Linked DNA regions of Homo sapiens: region 1 is linked to region 2. A link is an interaction called in ENCODE POLR2A ChIA-PET data of the cell type or tissue named here. Cell type or tissue: OCI-LY7. All regions are shown on one strand. Each heading gives the region's core, and the rest is flanking DNA. Links, peaks and the distances in the headings are about the cores only.

Region 1 (5,383 bases), core at 1-5,000, 230 kb before region 2:
TAAAGGGTCATAATAAATCTGTGGGATCAGATCCAGGAAAGCTGTTAAAACCAATACCAGCCTCTTTGGGGAAATAAAATCCCAATGCATTCCATGTTGTACTTACAGTAATTATTATTTCATTTCTCCAGAATATTAATTTAAGAGACTCAAGGGAAGGATTATAGATTTTTAAGATTCAATATGGACATTCATATAAGCAGGACTATCTGTAGTTAGCTAATTTCTTATTCTCTAGTTTGTAGTAGGCAAACAAGTAAGTAAGATAAGAGAAAAAAGAATAAAAAGAGTCTTATCTATGTAAAGACAACTGCCATAGAAAGATGAAAGCATGTTAGGAAAAAGTAGCTGGCTAACTGGCCAACCAAAGCATAGGCATAAATGTTTAAAACTGAAAAACAGATCTGTCCTATATTTTTCCTTTGATCTGGGATCATTTTCTAAATATCACATACCTTTCACATGAACAGCCTTAATAAAAACCGCCAGGACTCCCCAGAAAAGCAAATGGTTCTTCATCTTGACTTCACTTCTTCTGAAAAACTGGAGCAAAAAAAGTCAGGGTTAAGGTGTGTGATCTATAAGGAGTGTGCAAATGATGGTGCTTCTGCTTTCTTAAAATAACACTCCAGGCAGCTAACAAACTAAAAACAATCACAACTGTGGTTGAAGTCTGAAGTTTAAATGCTGAACTGGAAAAATGTATGACTCACATTTAAGTATTTTCTTGCAAAGCATCCAAATAAAAACCATAATTTGATACAATCATTTTTATTTTGCATTTACACTATATAAATGTTTAAACCAGAAGACTAATAATAATTTCAAGGAAGGATTCCATTAAGAATGTTGAAATAGGGATTTTCCATTTTATTACCTAGATATATTCATATTAGTCTTCAAATCAGACATCTGACACTTGTCATGCCTAGAATAATAAATGAAGGTAAGTGAAGGAGGAGAGATGAAGGAAGGGGAGAGAAATGAAAGTCCTTTAAGGTCCCAAGTGTATCTTATGTTAATTTTTTATACTAGTCCTTAATTAACCAAGCTACCAGATTTAAATATATATTTTGTATATATCTCACAAAATATGTATTTTGTATATATCTCACAAAATCTGTATTTTGTATATATCTCACAAAATCTGTATTTTGTATATATCTCACAAAATCTGTATTTTGTATATATCTCACAAAATCTGTATTTTGTATATATCTCACAAAATCTGTATTTTGTATATATCTCACAAAATCTGTATTTTGTATATATCTCACAAAATCTGTATTTTGTATATATCTTACAAAATATATTTTGATTACTTTCAGTTATTTTATAAGCTCAAACATGGAATTGGAATTAGAAGCTGGTAGATACTTGGCTGGGCGCAGTGCCTCACACCTGTAAACCCTGCACTCTGGGAGGCCGAGGCAGGTGGATCACTTGGGGTCAGGAATTCAAGACCAGCCTGGCCAACATGGTGAAACCCCGTCTCTACTAAAAATACAAAAATGAGCTGGACATGGTGAGGGCCTGTAATCCCAGCTATGCGGGAGGCTGGGGCAGGAGAATCGCTTGAATCTTGGATGCAAGAGGCTGCAGTAAGCCGAGATGGCACCACTGCACTCTAGCCTGGGTGACAGAGGGAGACTCTATCTCGAAAAAAAAAAAAAAAAAAAAAGAAGCGGGTATATACCAGATAAATAAGTTGCCATATTTTAATTTGATAGCATTAAGACGGACCTTCTGTCTAGTTACACCTTTCAGAATTGCAAACCCATAAGATGATTTTTGAGATGCCTCAAAAGCAAACTGAATCACTGCAGTATTTTGTGTAAAATTTTTTTCACTTAATTAATGTCATTTTTTTTAACTGAGCTTTTGGACAGAGCACCCCCTGCACTCCCACTCCAACATGCTGGAATTTCCTGTCTCTTAGGCAAGGTTGGTTCCAAGAATATGCTGGTTACACAACAGCATCAAATCCGTGTTACTTCTGGTTCTCAGCTCTAATTTTTGAAGGGACTCCTAGAATTTTAAGAGGTAATTAGGAGTACTTCAGAATCATAAGTAAGGCAAGCAGACTTCAAAGCTAGAAATACGAAATGACAGGATGAAAGAGACATTAAAGGCTAGCACATGATTGCACTTCTTCAGAGTATGTATTGAAAGTCTGTAAGAACAAAGTGTCAGGCACTGTCATACGCAATATTACTATACTGTCCAAGTTTATTCCTATTTTAATTTCTACTATCAGTAGGACTTAGCAACTACTTGAGTTTAGGGAAAATATACTGGCATCACATGGACAGTTTATTAAAAAAAGAAACAGACCTGAAAGCACATTATTTTAGTTTGTGGTCAGGAGGTCAAAACAACTATCAACCACTCTAAAAGATCCTCACCCCCAACTGAAGTTTCTAAATAACTGACTTATTCAATCACTCAAAAAAAAATAGTAATTAATAGTCAGCTGGATACCTTTTTAATTCTTGAAAAATAAACTCAAGGCTAGACTGCCTTCCCAAAGCAAGTTGAGTAAATCCTTGGGAACAAATTAAAACTTCTCCAAAAGTTTCCTTTTTTATAACAGCAAAGATTATTTAACTCATAATTACTAACCTAAAGAAAAGCTCTATATTTGATATTTTCATTCTTCCAATCTTGCTTTTTTTTTTTTTTTTGAGATGGAGTTTTGCTCTTGTTGCCCAGGCTGGAGTGCAATGGTGCCATCTCGGCTCACTGCAACCTCCACCTCCCAGGTTCAAGCAATTCTCCTGTCTCAGCCTCCTGAATAGCTGGGATTATAGGCATGTGCCACCATGCCCAGCTAGTATTGTATCTTTAGTAGAGACGGGGTTTCTCCATGTTGTTCACGCTGGTCTGGAACTCCTAACCTCAGGTAATCTGCCTGCCTCGGCCTCCCAAAGTACTGGGATTACAGGCGTGAGCCACTGCGCCTGGCCAATCTTGCATTTTTATATTTCGATTATGTAAACTATAAATCTAAAATAAATTGCGTTAATAAAAATAAAGTGTGACACATTTGTCATTAGAAGAGAATTACCTATGCTGGCAACATAGGATCTGGACTAGTGTTTTGCCTTGTGTGCTCTAGGGATCATCTGACTAGAACCACTTGTAGTACTGGTTAAAATATGGATTTCTTGGTAACACTCAGAATTTCTGGAGATGTGACCTTGGAATATGTATTTTCAAAAAGCATCCCAGTTGATTCTGATGTGCACTGAAGTTTGAAAACTAATGGAAAAAAAGACTGGCCTAGGGCAGGAAGTAAGGGAGTGCAGAATAACTAGCAGCAATAACTATTTATGGAAGAACAAAAGATTAATAAAGGTAATTTTTAAATAAATAGCCATACTGAAAAGTTAGCTGAAGTTTGTATTTGCTTATAATTCACTATAGGTAAGCTGTTGCATATTCTTTTTATCATTAACCTACTATATACAAATACAAGTTCCAGTTTAATTTTTAAACCACTTCTTTGCCAGTTTTAGTTATGTTTTTGCCACTAAAAAAATGTCAAATGTGAATAGTAGAACCCTTTACATGTGTGTTAAGTGATTGAGAACTTAGCCATGTGTTCTAAATTCTCAGCAAAAAAAGAGGCTTATTTTTCTATACTCACATTTAAGATTTGTGTAGTAAGAGATTCAGTGATAGACTCAGCTAGATGAAAGAGATCTTAAAGGTAATTTAGTCTCACCTTCATGACTCTCAATTTTTTTTCAATATTCTATATAACCGAATTCAGCATTTAGTTGAAAATCATCCGAAATAGTTGGATGCTCCACTCCCTGTGGACACAACTCATTATATTTTGGGATATTCAAATTGTGACAAGATTTTATTCTCATGGGACACAGAGAATGTAACTCCCTGTTTTCCTCCTGTCTCACTGGTGACTCCTTCTGGGTCTCTTGCCAAATTTTCCTCTGAATATTGAGGACATCAAGGCTTAATCCTCATCTTTTCTATTCTCTTAGCCTCTCCTTAATTAATTTTACCTTATTCCATGCCTTTAAACATAGGGCACACTGAGGACTCTCAAATGTATAACTTTAACTTTTACCTTGCCCATTGAGTTCTGAATGCCTATGTCCAACTTTTTATTTTATATCTCCATGTAGCTATCTAAATGGGTATCTAAACTTAACCAGGTAAAACGGTATTCTTGATGACCAATCCATCCTCACACTCACATACCAATCTCTTTCTGTCTCAAGTTTTCCCCCATCTCAGTAAATGACACCTCCATCAGTTACTCAAGCCAAAATCCTCTTCTTTGCTTCCTTTCTTTTCCTCTCCCCTACATCCAATTTACCAGCATGACCTGTCGGCTTTCTCTCCAAAACATATCCCAAATTCATCTGATTCTCTCCGTTTTCACTACCAACCTAGTCCAAGCCTCCATCCTCTTTCCTGGACTACCATAATAGCTTCTATAATTAAAAAGTAACTTTTCCTTTCCCTCAGCATTGGTGACTAAGGCACACAGATCATAAACAAGAATGACTAAGTACCACAAATCTAAAGCAAGCCAAATATTTCCTCCAAGGTTTGTTAAGAGGCAACGAAGCCAGACACAGTGGTGCATGCCTGTAGTCCCAGCTACTCAGGAGGCTAAGGCAGGAGGATCGCTTGAGGCCAGGAATTGAAGGCAAGGCTAAGGAAGATAACAGTAGTTTTCAATGTATAACTATTATGTACACATACAATTTTTTTCTAAAAAGAGGCAACAAAACTCAATCTACTTCCATCAACCACCACTCCACCGCTCCCATACACTCCCATCTCATCTTTAGAAGACTAGGGAGGGAAGAGGGGGGATGTTATAAGAGCAGCTGTTACCTTGTTGAAATCATAGTGTTTGTAATAAGAGACTCCCACACACATATCCCACCTCGCTTCACCCTTGGGAGAGTAGAGAGTAAAGGTGGGGCACCTTCCTCTCCCCAGATTCAAGTGAGGGAGAGTTTCAAGAAAATCACCCAAGAGATCAGGGACCCTAAAAGCAGGGGAGATTGAGAAGCAATATAGCATAATAGTTAAGAGAAAGGGCTCTGAACCTGACTGATTGGGTTTATCCCCCAATTCCACCACTCTCTAGCTAGGTAACACTGGACAAACCTTGAACAAATCACTTAATCTCTCTTAATTTCCTCTATCTGTAAAAGGGGGAAATAACAATATATGCTTCACAGGATTGTTGTCAGGTTAATATTTATTACATCTATTACATCATGTGAAGAAGTTAGATCTTGGCACACAATAAGTGTTATGTAAGTACTAGTTACTTATTATTATCATCGTCGTCATCATTATGTCTTAACTCCTTGTGGAGTTGCAGAAAATGCAGCTA
Region 2 (5,385 bases), core at 111-5,110:
CATTGAGTTTACAGCTAAAGGCTGTACTTTAATTATTCATAGTACCTCCTACAGGACTGAATTTGTGATTCTGTGTTATCAACTGAAGCACACAGTTCAAATGAGCATTGGAACTATTGTCTGCTTAGTAATCAGAGAGCTTTTGTCTTTATGCTGTGATTCCAGAATTTGTCCCCTACTTGATTCCTGATACCTTGATCTTTTAAAAAATACTCCTCAAGAAGGCTTGGGCCGTGCACGGTGGGTCACGCCTGTAATCCCAGCACTTTGGGAGGCCGAGGCGGGTGGATCACGAGGTCAGGATATCGAGACCATCCTGGCTAACACGGTGAAACCCTGTCTCTACTAAAAAAAAAAAAAATACAAAAAATTAGGCGGGCGTGGTGGTGTGCGCCTGTAGTCCCAGCTACTCGGGAGGCTGAGGCAGGAGAATGGCGTGAACCCGGGAGGCGGAGCTTGCAGTGAGCCGAGACCGCGCCACTGCACTCCAGCTTGGGCACAGAGCGAGACGCTGTCTCAAAAAAAAAAAAAAAAAAAAAAGAAAAGAAAAAAGAAGGCTTGAGATTTTCATGTCATAGTTAGGGATAATTAAAATGCAAATACAACTAGGGAGTTTATACACTGACATATTTAGAATATCCCTTCCCCACTAGAATGTAAACTTCTTAGGGGAGGAACTTGATTTTGTACCCTATTATGTCCCCAGTGTATACTTACACAAGTGGTGTACAGTTCGTGCTTAATAAATATTTGTTGAATGAACGAGCAAATGAGAGTCTATATTAATGTGCCAACTATTGCAGTAGTCAGCATTTCGTCTACACTTTTTTTTAATGCCTTTACACATTTTAGGCTTTATACATGCTGCGTCCTCTTTCTGCAACGCCTTTTCTCCGTCTTTTTACTCCTCCATCGCCTCTTCTAAACCTGGAGAAGGTATAATAATCCTTTAAAACTCCCCTTGTTTTGGTAAAACACTCCTTGATCCTTATCTTCCTCCTCAAATCAATCCTTTTTTAAAAAATAAAAATCAGCTGGGCTCCTGTAGCCTTTTTTTTGAGACGGAATTTTGCTCTTGTTGCCCAGGCTGGCGTGCAATGGTGTGCTCTCGGTTCACTGCAACCTCCGCCTCCCGGGTTCAAGTGAATCTACTGCCTCAGCCTCCCAAGTAGCTGGAATTACAGGCGCCCACTACCACACCTAGCTAATTTTTGTATTTTTAGTAGAGACGGGGTTTCACCATGTTGGCCAGGCCGGTCTTGAACTCCTGACCTCAGGTAATCTACCTGCCTCAGTCTCCCAAAGTGTTGGGATTACAGGCGTGAGCCACTGTGTCTGGCCTCCTGTAGCCTTTTGTGTATAATCCTGTTATAAAAGGAATCATTTTGTCCTGTAATGATTTGTTTACATGTCAGCCTCTGCCATTAGAAGTGAGTTCTTTGTTGGCTGGGCGCAGTGGCCGAGGCAGGTGGATTATGAGACCAGGAGTTCAAAACCAGCCTCGCCAAGATGGTGAAACCCTGTCTCTACTAAAAATACCAAAAATTAGCCGGGCGTGGTGGCGCATGCCTGTAATCCCAACTACTTGGGAGACTGAGGCAGGAGAACTGCTTGAACCCAGGAGGTGGAGGTTGCAGTGAGCTGAGACTGTGCCATTGCACTCCAGCCTGGGCAACATGGTGAAACTCTGTCTCAAAAAAAAAAACCAAAAACAAACAAGAAATGAGTTCTTTGAGGTTGTGATATTGCGTATTTCTTTTGTATCCTTACTCTTAGTGTGGTGACTGGTTTATGGCAGATGTTTAAGAAACATCACTGACAACTGACTGAATCTTGCAAGTGGTCCTTCACCCTGCAGGGTTCCAGAAAGGTCTCAGACAGCTCCCTGTTAAGGAGTGCATTACAAGATCATTTTCTTTAAAAGCACTATTTTGGATAGGAAATCTTCTTGCCTACTAAGATTTTCTTTTGCTAAATCTCTTTATTCTGTATTCAAATGGAATTATTCTTGTGGAAACACAGAGTACAGCCCATAAATAAGGGATTTAGAAATACTTGGTCAAATTTCAAGGTGGGATTGATTACCTTGGTTTTCCACTCAGTGGATGCTTTCTGGTTACTTTGATGCCATAGAAACCTCAAAAATAGTAACATTTGGGAAAGGCTGGAATACTTATCCTGAGGAAAAATAAATGGTTTGACTATTGGGAACCAAACTCCTGTTGGTGTAGGACAGGGGAATTATGTTGTATAACGTAGTATCTCATGTCTCCAGCTATAAGAGGATTGTGGCCTGCTCAGGTTGCTATGGTTGTGACTATGACAACTCTGGAAAACATGAGAGAGATGCCAAGAAGAGGGCGTGGTAATGGCCATGGGCACAAGAGAACAAATGTCCAAGAGTAGGGACTGCATAGGGTCCTTGGATTCCAGTGGTTGTCCTTGGATTCCAGTGGCAGGGAGTCAAAACCCTATTCAAAGATCTGACTTCTACATTCTATTATTTACATAGAAGCAAACCCTGAACTGCTAATAATTGATTCCTTTCATTCATCCATTCTGCTTTTTGTTATTTTGAGGAAGGAAATGAAGTAGAGGGAAGCAGCATAAGTACCTAGGGTACTGCGGCTCTTGAGAACAGGCACTATTTAATTAAGCCAACTGTGAATTTGTGTGGGTGAAAGTAACAGCTGCTGATACTTAGGATATTTTTAAGTTGCACCCAGTTGGGATACTCTCTATGTCTATATATGGTCCTTCATGCTAAAGGACCTCGTGGAGATGGGTGGGCTAAAAACACAGACTCTTTGAAACTACATCGTCATCTTTTCATCTCTGTCAGCACATCAGCAGCCTGCTCTCTGGGAAACTTCAGCAAGGTTAAATGTTAAACCATTCATATGACCTACTCAGCAATAACTCCTCCATCCCCCTACATTGTTGCTAGGCTTTTCTGAGATTCAAGGAGAGACTTATTTGTTTAGTTCCAATATACTTTCAAGCTGCCTAGTTACCATGTCTTGTGCACAACGTGCACTCCAGGCAAACAAACTTTTTCAGAGCACAGCAGATTGGAGCAACAAACAAGCCTAGCAAATTGAGCCCCCTGAGCCCATGTGCTATCTGAAGCAAACCAAAACACAGCTGGCGGAGTTAATTTTAGACTTTCCAACCTTGGTAATGTCCTATCAATTTGGGATAAGCTGTTTTGAATAGGCTTGAAAAGGACCTTCCCTCCTTCTCCCCATGGCAGCTTACTGCTATGTGGTTTGAATTTAGTGGGAAAAACAGTTAATTGCGGGCAATGGTAAACTTGATGTACCAAGAAATTCAATTCAGCATTTATTGAGCAAGTACAAGGCCCATGCAAGAAACTTTTTATTTTGAGACAGGTTCTCACCCTGTCATCCAGGCTGTAGTGCAGTGACTGGATCGCGGCTCACGGCCACCTGGAACTTCTGAACTCAGGCACTCCTTCTGCCTTGGCTTCTCAAGTAGCTGGGACTACAGGTGCATGCCCAGCAATTTTTTGTTCTTGTGGAGATAGGGTTGCCCTATGTCGCCCAGGCTGTTTATAAGATCCTCCTGCCTTGGCCTCCTAAAATGCTGGGATGCGTGAGCCACTGTACCTGGCCAGTGAATCTTTCATAATTTTTGTCCTATGGACTAAGATCCTCAAAATTATACACAAAGTAGTACTTTCTAAAAAGTTTTGAAAGACTGGCTTTTTGAAAACAAAAATCAATTTTTATGTTGTGGTGCTTCCAAACACCAAAAGGGAGTTGGCATGATGATTAGGAAAGTTGTTTTATCAAATTATGCTGTTTATAAATGTAACCAGAATTTAAATACAATACAAGGAGTATATACATGCTACTCACTTCTGAATAGACAAGATCCAGTTCTCTGACCACCAAAATAGGTAAGATCCCTTTAATATATACTCATATACAGGCCAGGTGCAGTGGCTAACACCTGTAATCCCAACACTTTGGGAGGCTGAGGCAGGCAGATCACTTGAGGTCAGGAGTTCAAGACCAGCCTGGGCAACATGGTGAAACTCCGTCTCTACTAAAAAATACAAAAATTAACCAGGTGTGGTCATGCATACCTGTAATCCCAGCTACTCGGGAGGCTGAGGCAGGAGAATCACTTGAACCTGGAGGTGGAGGTTGCAGTGAGCCGAGATCGTGCCACTGCACTCCAGCCTGGGTGACAGAGTGAGTGAGACTCTGCTTGAAAAAATAAAAAAGACTTCATATACAACAAGGCCCTTTCTTTCATGACATTTACACATTTTCTAACTTTGCTTTTATTTGATTACTTGTATTTCCCAATGACCTATAGGATTCAGATGGTAAACACTAGGGCCTTTTTTTTTTTTTTTTAACTCTCAGAGGCCCATAGTAGACACTCAATGAATTCTTGTTGAGTAGATAAATGATTATAACCCAAAATCTAGCCATCCTATTGCATAAACCTCATATTCAAAAGAGTAACGAGCTTGAAGGGGAGGGTACTGGGTTAGGTTTGTGGTCAATAAAACATTCCTTCTTCCATTTTAAACATTAAATAATAAGCTCTGTGTTTGTTTTTTTGTTGTTGTTTTTGTTTGTTTGTTTGAGACGGAGTTTCACTCTTGTTGCCCGGGCTGGAGTGCAATGACACAATCTTGGCTCACCACAACCTCTGCCTCCTGGGTTCAAGCGATTCTCCTGCCTCAGCGTCCTGAGTAGCTGGGATTACAGGCATGCACCACCACACCTGGCTGATTTTTTTGTATTTTTAGTAGAGACGGCGTTTCTCCATGTTGGTCAGGCTGGTCTTGAACTCCCGACCTCAGGTGATCCGCCCGCCTTGGCCTCCCAAAGTGCTGGGATTACAGGTGTGAGCCACTGCGCCCGGCAGGCTCTGTGTTTTGATGCTTTGTGGGTTTTAGCAATAAATAAATGCACTGAAAGACATCAAGCTTCATCAGTCTTTCATGTCTCCATTCCTTTCTTTTTTTGTTTTGTTTTTTTTTTTTTGGAGCCTGAGTCTCGCTCTGTCGCCCAGGCTGGAGTGCAGTGGCGCAATCTTGGCTCACTTCTTCCTCCGTCTCCCAGGATCAAGTGATTCTCCCGAATCAGCCTCCCGAGTAGCTGGGATTACAGGCACCCACCACCACGCAGGGCTAATTTTTGTATTTTCAGCAGATATGGGGTTTTGCCATGTTGGCTAGGCTGGTCTCAAACTCCTGACCTCAGGTGATCTGCCTGCCTCAGCCTCCCAAAGTGCTGGGATTACAGGCATGAGCCACTGTGCCTGGGCCCTCCATTCTTTTTTTCTTTTCTTTCTTTTTTTTTTTTTTTTGAGACAGGGTCTTACTCTGTCACCCAGGCTGGA

What was found. ChIA-PET counts read pairs that join two places held together with the same protein. Peaks named below come from ENCODE experiments on the same cell type or tissue, not always from the same donor. Only the 100,000 strongest peaks of a DNase experiment are listed, where the experiment ranks them.
Region 1: POLR2A ChIA-PET joins it to region 2 with 10 read pairs; 3 of 35 experiments call an interaction of 5 or more read pairs at or near these places.

What each region holds. Positions count from the first base shown.
Region 1 is chr4:70,665,972-70,671,354 of GRCh38, forward strand. It overlaps JCHAIN (joining chain of multimeric IgA and IgM), which reads right to left and starts at 537. Exons shown (of 4, transcript NM_144646.4): 1 at 456-537. The coding sequence starts at 519. In OCI-LY7, for the core only: CTCF peaks have their summits at 1,575 and 1,799; DNase peaks (open chromatin) are centred at 600, 1,425, 1,661 and 2,130; H3K4me3 peaks cover 2,608 bases; H3K27ac peaks cover 5,000 bases.
Region 2 is chr4:70,893,235-70,898,619 of GRCh38, forward strand. No RefSeq gene overlaps it. Among named protein-coding and RNA genes, the nearest start is that of MOB1B, 6.4 kb to the right of the region's middle. In OCI-LY7, for the core only: no CTCF peak of the experiment used is centred there; a DNase peak (open chromatin) is centred at 2,687.